Linked DNA regions of Homo sapiens: region 1 is linked to region 2. A link is a loop called in an ENCODE intact Hi-C map of the cell type or tissue named here. Cell type or tissue: PC-3. All regions are shown on one strand.

Evidence for each region. Peaks named below come from ENCODE experiments on the same cell type or tissue, not always from the same donor. Only the 100,000 strongest peaks of a DNase experiment are listed, where the experiment ranks them.
Region 1: a loop joins it to region 2, with 2.2 times the contacts of the local background. A loop is called at or near these places in 17 of 110 quality-filtered maps.

What each region holds. Positions count from the first base shown.
Region 1 is chr17:69,489,097-69,497,096 of GRCh38, forward strand. All of the region lies in intron 1 of MAP2K6 (mitogen-activated protein kinase kinase 6), which reads left to right. Among named protein-coding and RNA genes, the nearest start is that of MAP2K6-AS1, 7.6 kb to the left of the region's middle. In PC-3, a CTCF peak has its summit at 3,486 (motif pointing left); a DNase peak (open chromatin) is centred at 3,565.
Region 2 is chr17:69,398,636-69,406,635 of GRCh38, forward strand. No RefSeq gene overlaps it. Among named protein-coding and RNA genes, the nearest start is that of MAP2K6, 12 kb to the right of the region's middle. In PC-3, no CTCF peak of the experiment used is centred here; DNase peaks (open chromatin) are centred at 3,626 and 5,956; H3K4me3 peaks cover 1,114 bases; H3K27ac peaks cover 3,833 bases.

The DNA.
Region 1 (8,000 bases), 90 kb after region 2:
GTAATCCCAGCTACTCAGGAGGCTGAGGCAGGAGAATCACTTGAACCTGGGAGATGGAGGTTGCAGTGAGCTGAGATTGCGCCATTGCACTCCGGCCTGGGCAACAAGAGTGAAACTCTGTCTCAAAAAAAAAAAAAAAAAAAGGAAAAAAGGAAAAATAAAATAAGTTTGGGAACATTGCATAGGTTACAGTGTATATGAGACTACATGGAACATATTTACTCTAATACGTTTCACCCACATTTCTGTGATCACATAGGTGGAACATTGTTCTGGTACAATAGAGAATTTATATACTTTTTCTTGTGCTCAGTCTTCGCAATTAACTGATTTAGATATTTCAAGGTGACTGCCTGGAACAATTTCCAGACTTATTACCTAAGACTACAGAACTCCACTTCTTTTGACACCCTGAGTTATGGCATTGCCTGAAGCAATAGTTGTTAATTACGGTAATGATTATTTCTTCAGGAGTTAAAAAGTTAGAGTTTAAATCTTTCTATAGGACTGTGGAATTTTCACTTTAAGGGTTACGTGAGGATCTGAACTAGTTAATATTGAAATGAGTACACTTGCATGAACCAAACTACAGTACTTTGAAAATAAGTTGTTAGTTTTTGTAGATTAGCGTTCTCTTTTTAGAAAATCTCAGATTTAAATTTTTTGATTTTCTTGAAGCAATTTCTTTGTCTTTGCTTTTTAATTGGGCATCACGAACCCTTAGCCAGAAGTGTCACCAGTGGGAAATGCGCTAAGCCAGGAAAGTATGTAGCCGAACAAAAGGCAAAGGCTACTGTGTTCTTTTGCTAGGCTATGGTTTGCAAAACATGACTCTCACAAACGTCCAGCTTCTCTGGAAAGAAAGGTAACTAGACATTGCAGAAACAGCCATGGGGCAAAGGATTAAACTGAGGTTTTCCAGGTTGCAGGATTTGAGTTACAGGGTAAAGAATCTTGCCATATATTTTCTATTATTTTGGCCGCGGTTTCTTTACCCTCTTGTTTCTTGTTGGTAGGGAACATGAAGAGTTTCAGAATTCATGAGGAATTTCAGGCCTGGGGAAAGAGCTGCATTTCTTCCTTATGCTTTTTCCTCCAAGATGGCGTTGAGTTAGAAAGACCTGGAAGGGGGTCAGCCTCTCCTCCTTCCTTGCTCCACTGAAGAGCAGGAGGGGACTCCTCTGCTAATATCCATTCTTTATAGTTTGCAGTTAATTTCTCAACTTTGGTTGTTTTGCCTTCTTATATTGTCAAATGGAGACTCTGTAGATGTTTCTTGAGTCCAGGGATTAGCCAGTTCTTTGTTTCTGTCGCCACTAGCAATGCAGGATCACAAGATGCTTCTGAAGGCCAAATGCTACAGGAGTTAAGAAGGCAAGAGAGTGAAAGTGGGGTAGGGAAAGGAAGAGAAGAGCATGGGAAAAGCAAGAAATACATTTGTTAGAGAGTGTGGCAGTGTGGGTGTGGCAGGAAGGATGCTGCATTATTTCAATAAATGTTGGAAGAAAATTTGACAAAATTCATTGTCCATTTCTGATAACAGCATATTATTTAATAATTTTCTGTAGCTGCTGTAACAAATTACCACAAACTTGGTGGTTTAAAACCCCTGAATTTTTTTTTTTTAAGTTTTGTTTTACGTTCAGGGGTACATGTGCAGGTTTGTTATATAGGTAGACTTGTGTCATGGGGATTTGTTGTACAGATTATTTCATTACCCAAGTATTAAGCCTAGTACCCATTAGTTATTTTTCCTGATCCTCTCCCTCCCCCTCCTTCCACCCTCTGATAGGCCCCAGTGTGTGTTGTTCCCTCATGTGTCCGTGTGTTCTCATCATTTAGTTCTCATTTATATAAGTGAGAACATGAGATAATCTGGTTTTCTCTTTCTGTATTAGTTTGCTAAAGATAATATCCTCCAGCTCCACCCATATTCCTGCAAAGGATGTGATCTCGTTCTTTTTTTATGGCTGCATAGTACTTCGTGGTGTATATGTACCACATTGTCTTTTTTCCTTCCTTCCTTCCTTCCTTCCTTTCTTCCTTCCCTCCTTCCTTCTTTTTTTTGACGGAGTCTCACTCTATCGCCCAGGCTGGAGTGCAATGGCACCATCTTGGCTCACTGCAACCTCTGTCTCCAGGGTTCAAGCAATTCTCCTGCCTCAGCCTCCTGAGTAGCTGGGATTACAGGCACGTGCCACCACGCCCGGCTAATTTTTGTATTTTTAGTAGAGACGTGGTTTCACCATGTTGGCCAGGCTGGTCTTGAACTCCTGACCTCAACTATTCTGCCCGCCTTGGCTTCCCAAAGTGCTGGGATTACAGGTGTGAGCCACTGTGCCCGGCCCACATTTTCTTATCCAGTCTATCATTGATGGGCATTTGGATTGATTCCACGTCTCTGCTATTGTGAATAGTGCTGCAGTGAACATATATGTGTATGTGTCTTTATGGTAGAATGATTTCTATTCCTCTGGATATAGACCCAGTAATGGCATTGCTGGGTCAAATGGTAGTTCTGTTTTTAGCTCTTTGAGGAATAGCCACACTGCTTTCCACAATAGTTGAACTGAGTTACACTCCCACCAACAATGTATAAGCATTCCTTTTTCTCTGCAACCTCGCTGGCATCTGTTATTATTATTATTATTATTATTATTCACTTTTGAATAATAGACTTTCAGACTGGTCTGAGATGTTATTTCACCGTGGTTTTGATTTGATTCAGACTGGTCTGAGATGTTATTTCACCGTGGTTTTGATTTGATTCGGACTGGTCTGAGATGTTATTTCACTGTGGTTTTAATGATCAGTGATGAGCTTTTTTTCACATGCTTGTTAGCCACATGTATATCTTCTTTTGAAAAGTGTCTGTTTGTGTCCTTTGCCCACTTTTTAATGGGGCTGTTTGCTTTTTTCTTGTAAATGTGTTTAAGTTCCTTATAGATGCTGGATATGAGACCTCTGTCAGATGCATAGTTTGCAAAAATTTTTTCCCGTTCTGTAGGTTGTCTGTTTATTCATAATTTCTTTAGCTGTGCAGATGCTCTTTAGTTTAATTAGATCCTGTTTGTCAATTTTTGCTTTTATTGCAGTTGCTTTTGGCATCTTCATTATGAAATCTTTGCCCATTCCTATGGCTGAGTGGTAGTGCCTAGGTTGTCTTCCAGGGTTTTTATAGTTTTGGGTTTTACATTTAAATCTTTAATCCCTCTGGAGTTGGTTTTCGTATATGGTATAAGGAAGGGATCCAGTTTCAACCTTCTGCATATAGCTAGCTAGTTATTCCGGCACCTTTTATTGGATAGGGAGTCCTTTCCCCAGTGTTTGTTTTTGTCCACTTTGTCGAAGATCAGATGGTTGTAGGTGTGCAGCCTTATTTCTGGGCTCTGTATTCTGTCCCGTTAAAACACCAGAAATTTTTTCTCTGACATCTGGAGGCCAGAAGTCTACAGTGAAGGTATTGGCATGTCAGGCTCCCTCCAGAGGCTCTGGGAGAGGATCCATGCCTGTGGTGGCTGCTGGCCTTTGGCATTCCTTACATTGCAGCTGCATCACCAAAGTCTCTGACTCAGCCTTCGCCTCTCCTTCTCCTCTCTGGGTGTGTCTACTCTCCCTCTGCCCCTCTGTGTAAGGACACTTCTGATTGCATTTAAGTCCCACCTGGATAATTTAGGCTCATCTTCTCATCTCAAAAGCCTTAATTTAATCACATCTGCAAAAAATTATCATGATAACATTCATAGGTTGCATGGATTAGGATATGGGCATGAACTTGGGAACCATCCTCAGCCTAGCCCACTCAGTAAAATGAAAAGAGTGATATACCTCCTCAACATGAGAAAAATCATTCAGTTGGTCTATTCAGCTGAATCCAAAGCCAGCATCATTTTTTTTTAATTGTGAAAAGCAAGAAAGAATTCTCTTAAAGTGAGGATCAAATGAAGATGTCTACATGAATATTTCATATATGTTTTGGACATGTCAGCCAATGAACTTATACAAAAGAATAAGAGGCTTAAATATTAAAAAGTTGTGTACAATTCATTTGGAAACAAGTAGACAGATTAATAGGTGATATTGGAAGAACTATCTAGCCATTGGGGAAGCGGAAAGAATGTTTTTACCTTATGAAAATGCAGAGAACATAAAAGAATGTAAAAATTTAAAATTTTATATAACCAAAAAGGAAAAAAAACAGTGTATGTGTTTGTGTGTGTGTGTGTGTGTGTTGCAACACTAACTACAAAAGGGGCAATGCCTTCTTTTACAAAGAAAACAATAATAATAACCTGTTATAAAAACGAGCAGATGACTTGAACAGGGAGTTCACAGAAAAATGAATACAGATGACAGTGGATATATAAAAAATACTCAGCTGCAGCTGGGCGTGGTGTCTCACGCCTGTAATCCCAGCACTTTGGGAGGCTGAGGCAGGCAGATCACCTGAGGTCAGGAGTTTGAGATCAGCCTGGCCAGCATGGCGAAACCCCGTCTCTACTAAAAATACAAAAATAAGCTGGGCATGGTGGTGTACGTCTATAGTCCCAGCTACTTGGGAGGCTGAGAAAGGAGAATTTCTTGAACCCGGGAGACAGAGGTTGCAATGAGCTGAGATCGTGCCATTGCAGTCCAGCCTGGGGGACAGAGTGAAACTCCATCTCAAGAAAAAAGAAAAAAAAAAATATATGTATACTCAGCTTCATTAAATATTTTTAAAATGTGATTCAAAACAATGAGACACCCCTTGTACCCTTGTACCCATCAAATTGACAGAGATGAAAATGTTAATTTGCTGAGGGATTATTTATATTTATTCATTTTTCCTTTTTTCATTAAGAGTTTAAGTTAGCTTGCTAGGTTGCATAAAATTAAGCAATTTAGCATAAATTAAAAGTAAGTGAGGCCACCTGCAAAGTAGTCTTGCCAAACAATCTGATCAAGTTGAATCTGATCAATTTCTAACCAACAGAGGGATGTGTGAGTCAATAACAAGGGATAAGAGCAGCAGAATCCAGTGGAAAAAACTACAGGACACATGGCCTGCATTTCTTCAACAAAATAATTGCATGAAGTTGCAGGAGGAGAGGAAAGGGAGAGGCAAAAAGAAATGGAGGGAGGTCAGGTGCAGTGGCTCACGCCTGTAATCCCAGCATGTTGGGAGGCCAAGGCGGGCAGATCACCTGAGGCCGAGAGTTTGTGACCAGCCTGGCCAACACGGTAAAACCTCATCTCTACTAAAAATACAAAAATTAGCTGGGCATGGTGGCACATGCCTGTAATCTCAGCTACTTGGGAGGCTGGGGCATGAAAATCGCTTGTACCCAGGAGGCAGAGGTTGCTGTGAGCCAAGGTCGTGCCACTGCACTCCAGCCTGGGTGACAAAGTGAGACTCTGTCTTTAAAAAAAAAAAGAAAGGAAAAAACAAAATGAATGGAGAGCCCCTGGATTAAAAGGGAAATAAGACCCTGTACTGATAGCATTCTAGGGGAGGAGTTGCAGATGAAGAACGTTCCTTTGTTTCTTTATTACCCCCTTAGTCTTCAAGCAGCTGGTTGAATTAAAGTTACTATCTTGGAGTTTCCTTTGGTTAAAAGGGAGGTGATCAGAGTGCTATTAAAATTGTGGGCCGGGCGTGGTGGCTCATGCCTGTAATCCCAGCACTTTGGGAGGCTGGGGCGGGTGGATCACCTGAGGTCAGGAATTCGAGACCAGCCTGGCCAACATGGCGAAACCCTGTTTCTACTAAAAATACAAAATTAGCCGGGCATGGTGGCGCACTTCTGTAATCCCAGCTACTCGGGAGGCTGAGATAGGAGCATCGCTTGAACCTGGGAGGTGGAGGTTGCCGTGAGCCGAGATCGCGACATTGCACTCCAGCCTGGGCAACAAGAGCGAAACTCTGTCTAGAAAAAAAACCAAAAACCAAAAAACAAAACAAAACAAAAACCCAAAATTGTGGTCTTGGACCAGAGGAAAAAAAGAATCCATTACTTCCACATAAAAAAAAAAAAAAAAACAACAAATTCACCCCTCTTATTCGCTATGCCACTCTTTTAACTATTAAAACAGAATTTTCTGTGATTCTGTTACTATTTAAGAACATCTTTATATATTGGTAAATTTCGTTTTATTTTTTCTTTTATTTATTTTTTTTTTGAGCTGGAGTCTCGCTCTTGTCGCCCAAGCTGGAGTGCAGTGGCGAGACTTCGGCTCACTGCCTCCACCTTCCAGGTTCAAGTGATTCCCCTGCCTCAGCCTCCCAAGTAGCTGGGACTACAGGCGCCCACCAACACGCCCAGCTAATTGTTGTATTTTTAATAGAGACAGGGTTTCACCATGTTGGCCAGGGTGGTCTCAAACTCCAGACCTCAGGTGATCCACTCGCCTCAGCCTCCCAAAGTGCTGGAATTACAGGCTTGAGCTACTGCGCCTGGCTATTTTGGTAAATTTCAAACATATTCAAAAGTGGACTGTATTATAACTGCCAGGTATCTAGCACTCAGCTTTGACAATGACCAGCTCATGGCCAATCCTATTTTATCTGTATCTCTATCCCCCACTCTGCCTTTTTTTTTGAAGCAAATTCTAGAATAATATCATTTCACTCGTAAACATTTCAGTATTATCTCTAAAAAAAAAATACTTATTTTTTAAAACCTAACCAAAACCCAGTGTGTATTTTGAAAAGCTCGAGCACGCCACTAAATTTCTTTGCAACCCATTGCCATTTTTTATTTTAAAGTGATGTTTTTAACACCCTTATGACTACATTTCCTTGCGATCAATGCTAATGAGTGAAGCAGCCCATAAATGAGGAAGGAGATGAACCGAGACAGTAGGAGTTCCCTACTGCCTGCCTCCTGCCTTTTCCCTGGGCCTAGAACATAACTCAGGGCATTGGCTGTGATTTGCTTTTAGGTTCTTTTAAGAACATCTTAGTCAACACCAAATTGTTAACATGACATAAAAGGTCTACTAGGACTTTTTTTTTTTTAGCTTTAATCACATGAAGCTGTAATAAAACCCATTTGAGCACTTTTATTCTCTTAAAATGGGGCCATTTCCCAATTAGCGGATGGACAGGCTGGCTCATTCTTCTTTGACAGGAACGTAATTCTTTGTGTCCTTCACCGATTCTTCGAAATGTTCTTAGCTTGGCTGGCTGCCTTCCCTTCTTTTTTTTTTTTTTTGAGAGGGAGTCTTGCTCTGTCTCCCAGGCTGGAGTGCAGTGGTGCGATCTCGGCTCACTGCAACCTCTGCCTCCCGGGTTCCAGCGATTCTCCCGCCTCAGCCTCCAGAGTAGCTGGGATTACAAGCGTGTGCCCCACACCCGGCTAATTTTTTGTACTTTTAGTAGAGATGGGGTTCCAGCGATTCTCCCGCCTCAGCCTCCGGAGTAGCTGGGATTACAGGCGTGTGCCCCACGCCCGGCTAATTTTTTGTATTTTTAGTAGAGATGGGGTTTCACCACGTTGGCCAGGCTGGTCTCGAACTCCTGACCTAAAGTGATCCGCCCACCTTGGCCTCCCAAAGTGCTGGGATTACAGGCATAAGGCACCGCACCTGGCCACCTTCTTTCATTCTTCTTGTTTCCCTGTCTGTCTCAGGCAACTTTCTACCTCTCTGTTTGTCATTCCCAGATCTACTCATTTCCTCCTGTCCCTCTCTTAAGCTCCATTTGCCTGCTTGAATTCTGCCATGCGTCCCGTCCCTGCAGCATCTTATACTTAATACATCTGACTTGGAACTCATGATCTGCCCTTTCCCCACTGGCCACCCCCACTGACCTGACTTTCCTCTTTCACTTAACTTCATTTGGGGGTGGAAAAGCCAGATGACGAGTATCATTTTTATTACCACTACTATTACTAGTAGCAATACTTCTACTATTACTATTACTACTTCCAGTACTACTACTATGCTTCTGTTCCTTTGTTCCTCTTATGCAGTAAGTGACCAGAGCCTATAGATTTTGCCTCTGCAAAATTCAAGCAGCT
Region 2 (8,000 bases):
TCTGTTACAGTGATCTATGATCAGTGATTTTTGATGTTATCATTGTAATTTTGGGGGGACATCTTGAACCACCCCTGTATAAGACATTGAACTTAATCATAAAAGTTATGTGTGTTCTGATGGCTCCACCAACCCACTGGCCATTCCAGTCTCCTCTCCCTTTTTTCTGGCTTCACTATTAACTGAGACATGACGGTATTCAAATTTGATCAGTTAAGAACCCTATCATAGCCTCTAAGTGTTCAAGTGAAAGGAAGAATTGCAGATCTGTCGTTTTAAATCAAAACCTAGGGGCTGGACACTGTGGCTCAGGTGTGTAATTCCAGCACTTTGGGAGGCCAAGGCGGGTGGATCACCTGAGATCAGGAGTTCAAGACCAGCCTGGCCAACATGGCAAAACCCTGTCTCTACTAAAAATATAAAAATTAGCTGGGCATGGTGGAGCGTGCCTGTAATCCCGGCTACTAGGGAGGCTGAGGCAGGAGAATCACTTGAACCAGGGAGGCAGAGGTTGCAGTGAGCCAAGATCGCACCATTGCACTCCAGCCTGGGCAACAAGAGTGAAACTCCATCTCAAAAACAAAGCAAAATAAAATAAAATAATAAATAAATAAAAACCTAGAAATAATTAAACCTAGTAAGGAAGGCATGTTGAAAGCTGAAGTAGGCCAAAAGCTAGGCTTCCTGCACCAAACAGTTACCCTAGTTGTAAATGCAAAGGTAAAGTTCTCAAAACATATTAAAAGTGCTACCTACTCCAGTTCCAGTGAACACACGAATGATAAAAAAAGTGAGTGGTTCACGCCTGTAATCCCGGCACTTTGAAAGGCTGAGGTGGGTAGATCACTTGAAGCCAGGAGTTCGAGACCAGCCTGACCGACATGGTGAAACCCTATCTCTACTATAAATGCAAAAAAAATTAGCCAGGTGTGGTGGTGCGTGCCTGTAGTCTCAGATACATGGGAGGCTGAGGCAGGAGAATTGCTTGAACCTGGGAGGCAGAGGTTGCAGTGAGCCAAGATCGTGCCACTGCACTCCAGCCTGGGCAACAGAGTGAGACTCCATCACAAAAAAAAAAAAAAAAAAAAAAAGAAGAAGAAGAGGTGAAACAGCCTGATTGCTGATGTGAAGATAGCCTCTGAGTGATCTAGATAGAAGATCAAACCAGCTATAGCACTCCCTTAAGGCAAAGCCCAATCCAGAGCAAGGCACTAACTCTCTTGGATTCTATAAAGCTGAGACAGGTGAGGAAGCTGAAGAAGAAAACTCTGAAGCTTTAAGAGGTTGGTCCATAAGGTTTAAGGAAAGCAGTCATCTCCATAACACAAAACTGCAAGATGAAACAGCAAAGGCTGATACAGAAGCTGCTGTAAGTTATCCAGACCATCTAGCTAAGACCATTGATGAAGATGGCTACACCAAACAACAGATTTTTTGTATAGATGAAACAGCCTTCTCTTGGAAGAAGATGCCATCTAAGACTTTCACGGCAAGAAAGGTGAAGTCAATGCCTGGCTTCAAAGCCTCAAAGAACAGGCTGACACTCTTGTTAGGGGCTAAAGCAGCTGGTGACTTAGGTTGATGCCAGTGCTTAGTCACCATTCTGAAAATCCTAGGGCCTTAAAAATTTTGCTAGGGTTGGGTGCATTGGCTCATGCCTGTAATTCTAACACTTTGGGAGGCTGAGGTTGGTGGTGAGCCCAGGAGTTTGAGACCAGCCTGGGTAACATGTTGAAACCCTGCCTCTACAAAAAAAACAAAAACAAAAATTAGCCAGGCATGGGGGCTGGCATGCACCCGTAGTCCCAGCTACTTGGGAGGCTGAGGTAAGAGGATCACTTGAGCCCAGGACGTTGAGGCTGCAGTGAGTTGTGATTACACCAGAGTGAGACTGTCTCGGGGAGAGAGAGAGAGAGAGAGAGAGAGAGAGAGAATTATGCTATATTTACTCGGCTTGGACTCTGTTAATGGAAAAACAAAGCCTGGATGACAGACAGCACATCTGTTTATGGCATGGATTACCGAATATTTTAAACCCACTGTTGAGACCTACTGCTCAAAAAAATACTTTTTTTCAAAATATTACTGCTCATTGACAATGCACCTGGTCACCCAAGAGTGCTGATGGAGATGTGCAGAGATGAGTGTTGTTTGCATGCCTAACACAACATGCATTTTGCAGCCCACGGATCAAAAAGTAATTTTGACTTTTTAGTCTTATTATTTAAAGAATACACTTTGTACGGCTACAGGTGCTATAGACAGTGATTCTTCTGATAAATCTGGACAAAGTAAGTACATTGAAATCCTTCCAGAAAAGCTTCATCATTCTAGATGGCATTATGAACATTCATGACTCATGGGAGGAGGTGAAAACATCAACATGAACAGGAGTTTGGAAGAAGTTGATTCCAACCCTCATGGATGACTTTGAGGGGTTCAAGACTTCAGTAGAGGAAATAATTTCAGGTGTAGTGGAAATATGGAGAACTAGAATGAGATGTGAACTCTGAAGATAGGACTGAATTGCTGCAATCTCACGATCAAACTTGAATGGATAAAGAGTTGCTTCCTCTGGAGGAGCAAAGAAAGTGTCTTCTTGAGATGCAAACTATTGTTAGTGAAGATGCTGTGAACATTGTTGAAATGACAACAAAGGATTTAGAATATTACATCCACTTAGTTAATAAAGCAGCAACAGGGCTTGAGGGCATTGACTTCAATTTCGAAAGAAGTTTCACTTTGGGTAAAATGCTGTCAAACAGCATCGCATGCTACAGAGAAATCTTTCATCAAAAGAAGCCTATTGAGTCACACATTTCATTGTTGTCTTCTTTTAAGAAATTGCCACAGCCACCTCAACCTTCAGCAACCACTACTTTGATCAGTAAGCAGCCATCAACGTCAAGGCAAGACTGTCCAGCAGCAAAAAAGATTATGACTTGCTAAAGACTCAGGTGCTCATTAGTATTTTTCAGCACCAAAGTATTTTTTTTGTGCTGGGCATGGTGGGTCACTCCTGTAATCCAAGCCAGTCTGGAGGCTGAAATGGGAGGATTGCTTGAGCCCAGGAGTTTAAGGCTACAGTGGGCTATGACCATGCCACTGCACTCCAGCCCAGGTAATAGAGCGAAAGCCCATCTCTCTAAAAAAAAAAAAGGGCTGGGCACGGTGGCTCACGCCTGTAATCCTAGCACTTTGGTAGGTCCAAGCGGGTGGATCATCTGAGGTCAGGAGTTCGAGACCAGCCTGGCCAACATGGCGAAATCCTGTCTCTACTAAAAAATGCAAAAATTAGCTGGGCATGGTGGCACATGCATGTAGTCCCAGCTACTCAGGAGGCTAAGGCAGGAGAATCTCTTGAACCTGGGAGGCAGAGGTTGCAGTGAGCCAAGGTCGCACCATTGCACTCTAGCCTGGTTGACAGAGTGAGACTCCGTCTGAAGGAAAAAAAAAAACGGTTTTTTTTAAAAAAAAGAAAAAGTATTTTAAAATTAATGTGTATACTTTTTTATGAGCACAATTCTATTGTACACTTAATAGACTATAGTATAGTGTCATCATAACTTCTATGCGCTGGGAAACCAAAAAACTCGTGTGACTCACTTTATTGCAATATTTGCTTTACTGCAGTGGTCTGAAACCAAACCCTCAATAGCTCTGAGGTATGCTTGCATTACGATGTTCACAAATCCTTTAAAAATATTTTACACAGCATATTTTAAATAACTACTGTTAGAAGCCCCTATTGTACAAAAGAATGGATTTTTTTTTTTTTTTTCACGGAGTCTCACTCTGTCGCCCAGGCTGGAGTACAGTGGTGTGATCTCGGCTCACTGCAACCTCTGCTGCCCAGGTTCAAGTGATTCTCTTGCTTCAGCCTCCTGAGTAGCTGGGAATACAGGCGCCCACAACCACGCCCAGCTATTTTTTGTATTTTAGTAGAGACAGGGTTTCACCACCTTGGCCAGGCTGGTCTTGAACTTCTGACCTTGTGATCCACCCACCTCGGCCTCCCAAAATGCTGGAATTACAGGCATGAGCCACCGCGCCTGGCCCCAAAACAATGAATTTTTAAAAGTTAAAAGCCAGGCATTATTTTTTTCTTAAAGGATTATCTAAGTATTAACAAAATTCATCCAAATGTCTATTGGAAACCTGTATAATCCTAGATCTCATACAAATAAGTTTAAGAAAATTATGCACAAAATTTCCTACATTTTTCTTTGAAATTTCCACAAGCATCCCAAAATTTATTCATCGTGCCAGATGGTGTTACCATACTCCACACAGTTTCTTTATATATAGTAGCATCCGATTTGGCAATATGCCCCCAAAAATGTTTAATAAATTCATTTTGATATTTATTTGGGTCAAAAAACAAACCAGAACCAAAAGAATAAATAAGGACCTATAAAGTGGACATCTTCAGTTATCTTTAGCAAACGTGCAGGGTTTCTAGGTTCTCTTCATTTTCCATCTAAATGCCAGTAAGGTAAGGCTGCCAGAAAGGGGTTCCAGGACACACTTCCAAAGAATTCTGGTGGCCGTAAAGTACAATCTAATGTCTCTGCCGTTTTACTTCTTGTACTGTCTGATACAGAATCATTAACAAATGTACAGTATGTAGCTCATGCTGCTGTGCTACGAGGTTAGCCATCATCTTTATGGATAACAGGAAGCCCAATTTATAAAATGCCATTAGTGTTCATTGTACTCTCAAATAGCTACTTTCCAATACTACACAGCCACATAATACTGATTAAATACTACCCAATCGTGTGATATGTTAATTAAAAAACAGTTAGAACTAGGCTAGGTGCAGTGGCTCATGCCTGTAATCTCAGCACTTTGGGAGGCTGAGGTGGGCAGATTGCTTGAGCCCAGGAGTTTGAGACCTGCCTGGGCAACATGATGAAACTCCGACTCTACAAAATGTGTGTGTGTATATATATATAAATTAGCCAGGTATGGTAATGTGCATCTGTAGTCCCAGCTACTTGGGAGGCTGAGGTGGGAGGATCACCTGAGCCCAGGAGGTCAAGGCTGCAGTGAGCTATGATTGCACCACTGCACTCCAGCCTGGGCGATAAAGTGAAACCCCATCTCAAACAAAACAAAAAAATGAAACAAAAATCCCAACAGATAAAACTGATTGGTTTTTTGACTTTGGTCTACAGATACAATTATTAGTCTACCAATCTCAAAAGAGAATAAATATTTAAAAACCAGTAGTATTTTCTACTTATCTGCCATATGTTGTTAATTATAAAACATTCACTCTAGATGCAAATCCAGATGAAACAGCTTAAGAACAAGTTTATTTCTTATATTGAGGATCTGATTATTTCTACACAATTGTAGTTCAGACAACTTCATTTTCTGTGGACTTTTAAACTTTTTCTATAACTTGCATATGTCACTTACCTAAAAAATTTCCCAGAATATTTTATAGTTTTTAAAAAAGTGCAGTAGTTTAGTATGACCTGAATTATTCAGTTCTGTGACTGAAGCTGAGAACCATCTATTAATATCAATGTGAACAGACCAAGGAGCCTTGAAGGGTACAACACTTTGTCCTATATCAGTGTTTCTAACTCATCCTCAAATAGTACAGCATTTATTGAATTGTCACAGTGTATTGGCCAAGGTACAGGGTGGTAAGGAGATAAACAGATTTGCTGTGGACTTTGTAAGTCCTGAATTGAGCTTGTCCCATTAACAACTAATATAAAATGAGCCAGAATGTTGCTAGATGACTCTTAGCCTGAAAAGGACACATTTCCAGGGCACTTAGGAAAAGTTACCTAGCTTAATACTAGATTAGATCGTTTAAAGTTAGGAAGTAGGAATCAGAAGACACATTTTTACATCTGCGGTCAAGATGGTTTCAGGTCACAGATTTTTCCATCTTGCGAAAGTAAAGCACCCTGAGGTGATGATGACAAACTGGGCTGTTGGGACAACCCATTTCACAGCGTCATTGTAAGGATAAAATGATATGGTGTGTGTGGAAAGAGACCGTAAACTGTAAAATATTACAAAAATGTTATTAACATTACTCATGGTGTATAGCAGGGTTTCTCAGAATTTTAAGCTTCTCTGACCAGAAATCATACTTTTACATTTTTGTAACCTATACCCTATCATTATTGTAAGTCTTAAGAAAAGGCTTAAGACTTAAGACTTAAAAAATGAAATATAATAAACTGAGGTGTTTCCCTCTTATTTCTTTTGGTCCCTGAGATTAAAAAGCAGATTTGTGAGATATGTCTTTTACAGCTGGCATTTCTTAGGCTGAATTCTATATTTTGATTTTTCCTAGTCCTTCTCTAAATACATAGACCGACTACTTAAATGTACCAGGACTTGGACATCCTGAGAGATAGGTAAGAAAAGTAAAATAGGTGGAAATTCAGATATATACTCAAGGAAAACTGAGAAATCCTTTTGTCTGTTTATAAAATTTTATTTATTTATTTTATTAACTTTTTTTTTTTTTTTTAAATAGAGACAGGGTCTCGCCATGTTGCCCAGGCTGGTCTTGAATCCCTGGGCTCAAGCAATCCTTCCACCTCGATCTCCCAAAGTGTTGGGATCACAGACATGAGCTACCACACCTGGCCAATCCTTTTTTCTTATGTTGCAAGATTCATGACTTATGACGCATTTGTCAGTAACTCGAGTTTATGGAAACATGCAGTCAAGACCAGTTTGTAAAGCAGGGATCTACACATTTATCCTGTAAAGGACCAGACAGTAAATATTTTAGACTTCAGGGGCCGGATGCTCTCTGTTGCTAATATTCAACTCTGGGGAAACACAAAAATAGCCATAGACAATACTTAAATGGATGGGCATAGCTGTGTTTCAATAAAACTTTACTTATGGCAGGGCGTGGTGGCTCATGCCTGTGATCCCAGCACTTTGGGAGGCCAAGGCGGGTAGATCAGCTGAGATCAGGAGATCGAGGCCAGCCTGGCCAAGATGGTGAAACCCTGTCTCTACTAAAAATACAAAAATTAGCTGGGCATGGTGGTGGGCACCTGTAGTCCCAGCTACTTGGGGGGCTGAGGCAGGAGAATCGCTTGAACCTGGGAGGCCGAGGTTGCAGCAAGCTAAGATCGTGCCATTGCACTCCAGCCTGGGTGACAGAGCAAGACTAAAAAACAAACAAATAAACAAACAAAAAAAACTAAAAACAAAAACAAAAACAAAAAAGCCTTTACTTATAATAAGAGCCAGTGGGCTGGATTTGGACCATAGGCCACAATTTGACAACCCTCATTCTAAAGGAATTCTCTCTGCTCTCTCCATAACTTAATAAATGTTCACTACACACCCCTCATGTCACTGGGCATCCATCGATCACCCTGAGCCCTCTGTAGCATATTACCTTTGAAAGCTGAAGCGGTAGCCACAGTGAGGTTCTTCAATTCTTTACGTTTGAAAAAGAAAATACAGTATAAACACGAGATTATGAAGACATCCTCTCGGGGAGAAGTGATAAAGTGAGAAACTAGGACTCTGGGTGACCAATGTGCAATTCTTTCTCAATGACCCCATACAAGACAAGCCAGTAATTAGTTAAATATGAAATTGATTAGGTGAGTTCCAAAGGAGTTCCGAATCTAAGTGTAACTGAAACTTTACACAGAGAGCACAGCCATTTATTTGGCTTTCTGTAGAGCTCTGGTGTCTTCAGATTTTCTGAAGCCAGGCAGGGCAGGACAGGCAGAAAATGAGTGAGTGTGGTAAGAAAGAGAAAAATATACACAGATGTGTGATATGTATATATATATATATCCAGATATATATATCCATATATATATCCAGATATATATATCCATATATATATCCAGATATATCCATATATATATCCATATATATCCATATATATATCCATATATATATCCATATATATATCCATATATATATCCATATATATATAGATATATATATAGTTGGCTCTCCATATACAAGGATTCAACCAACTGTGG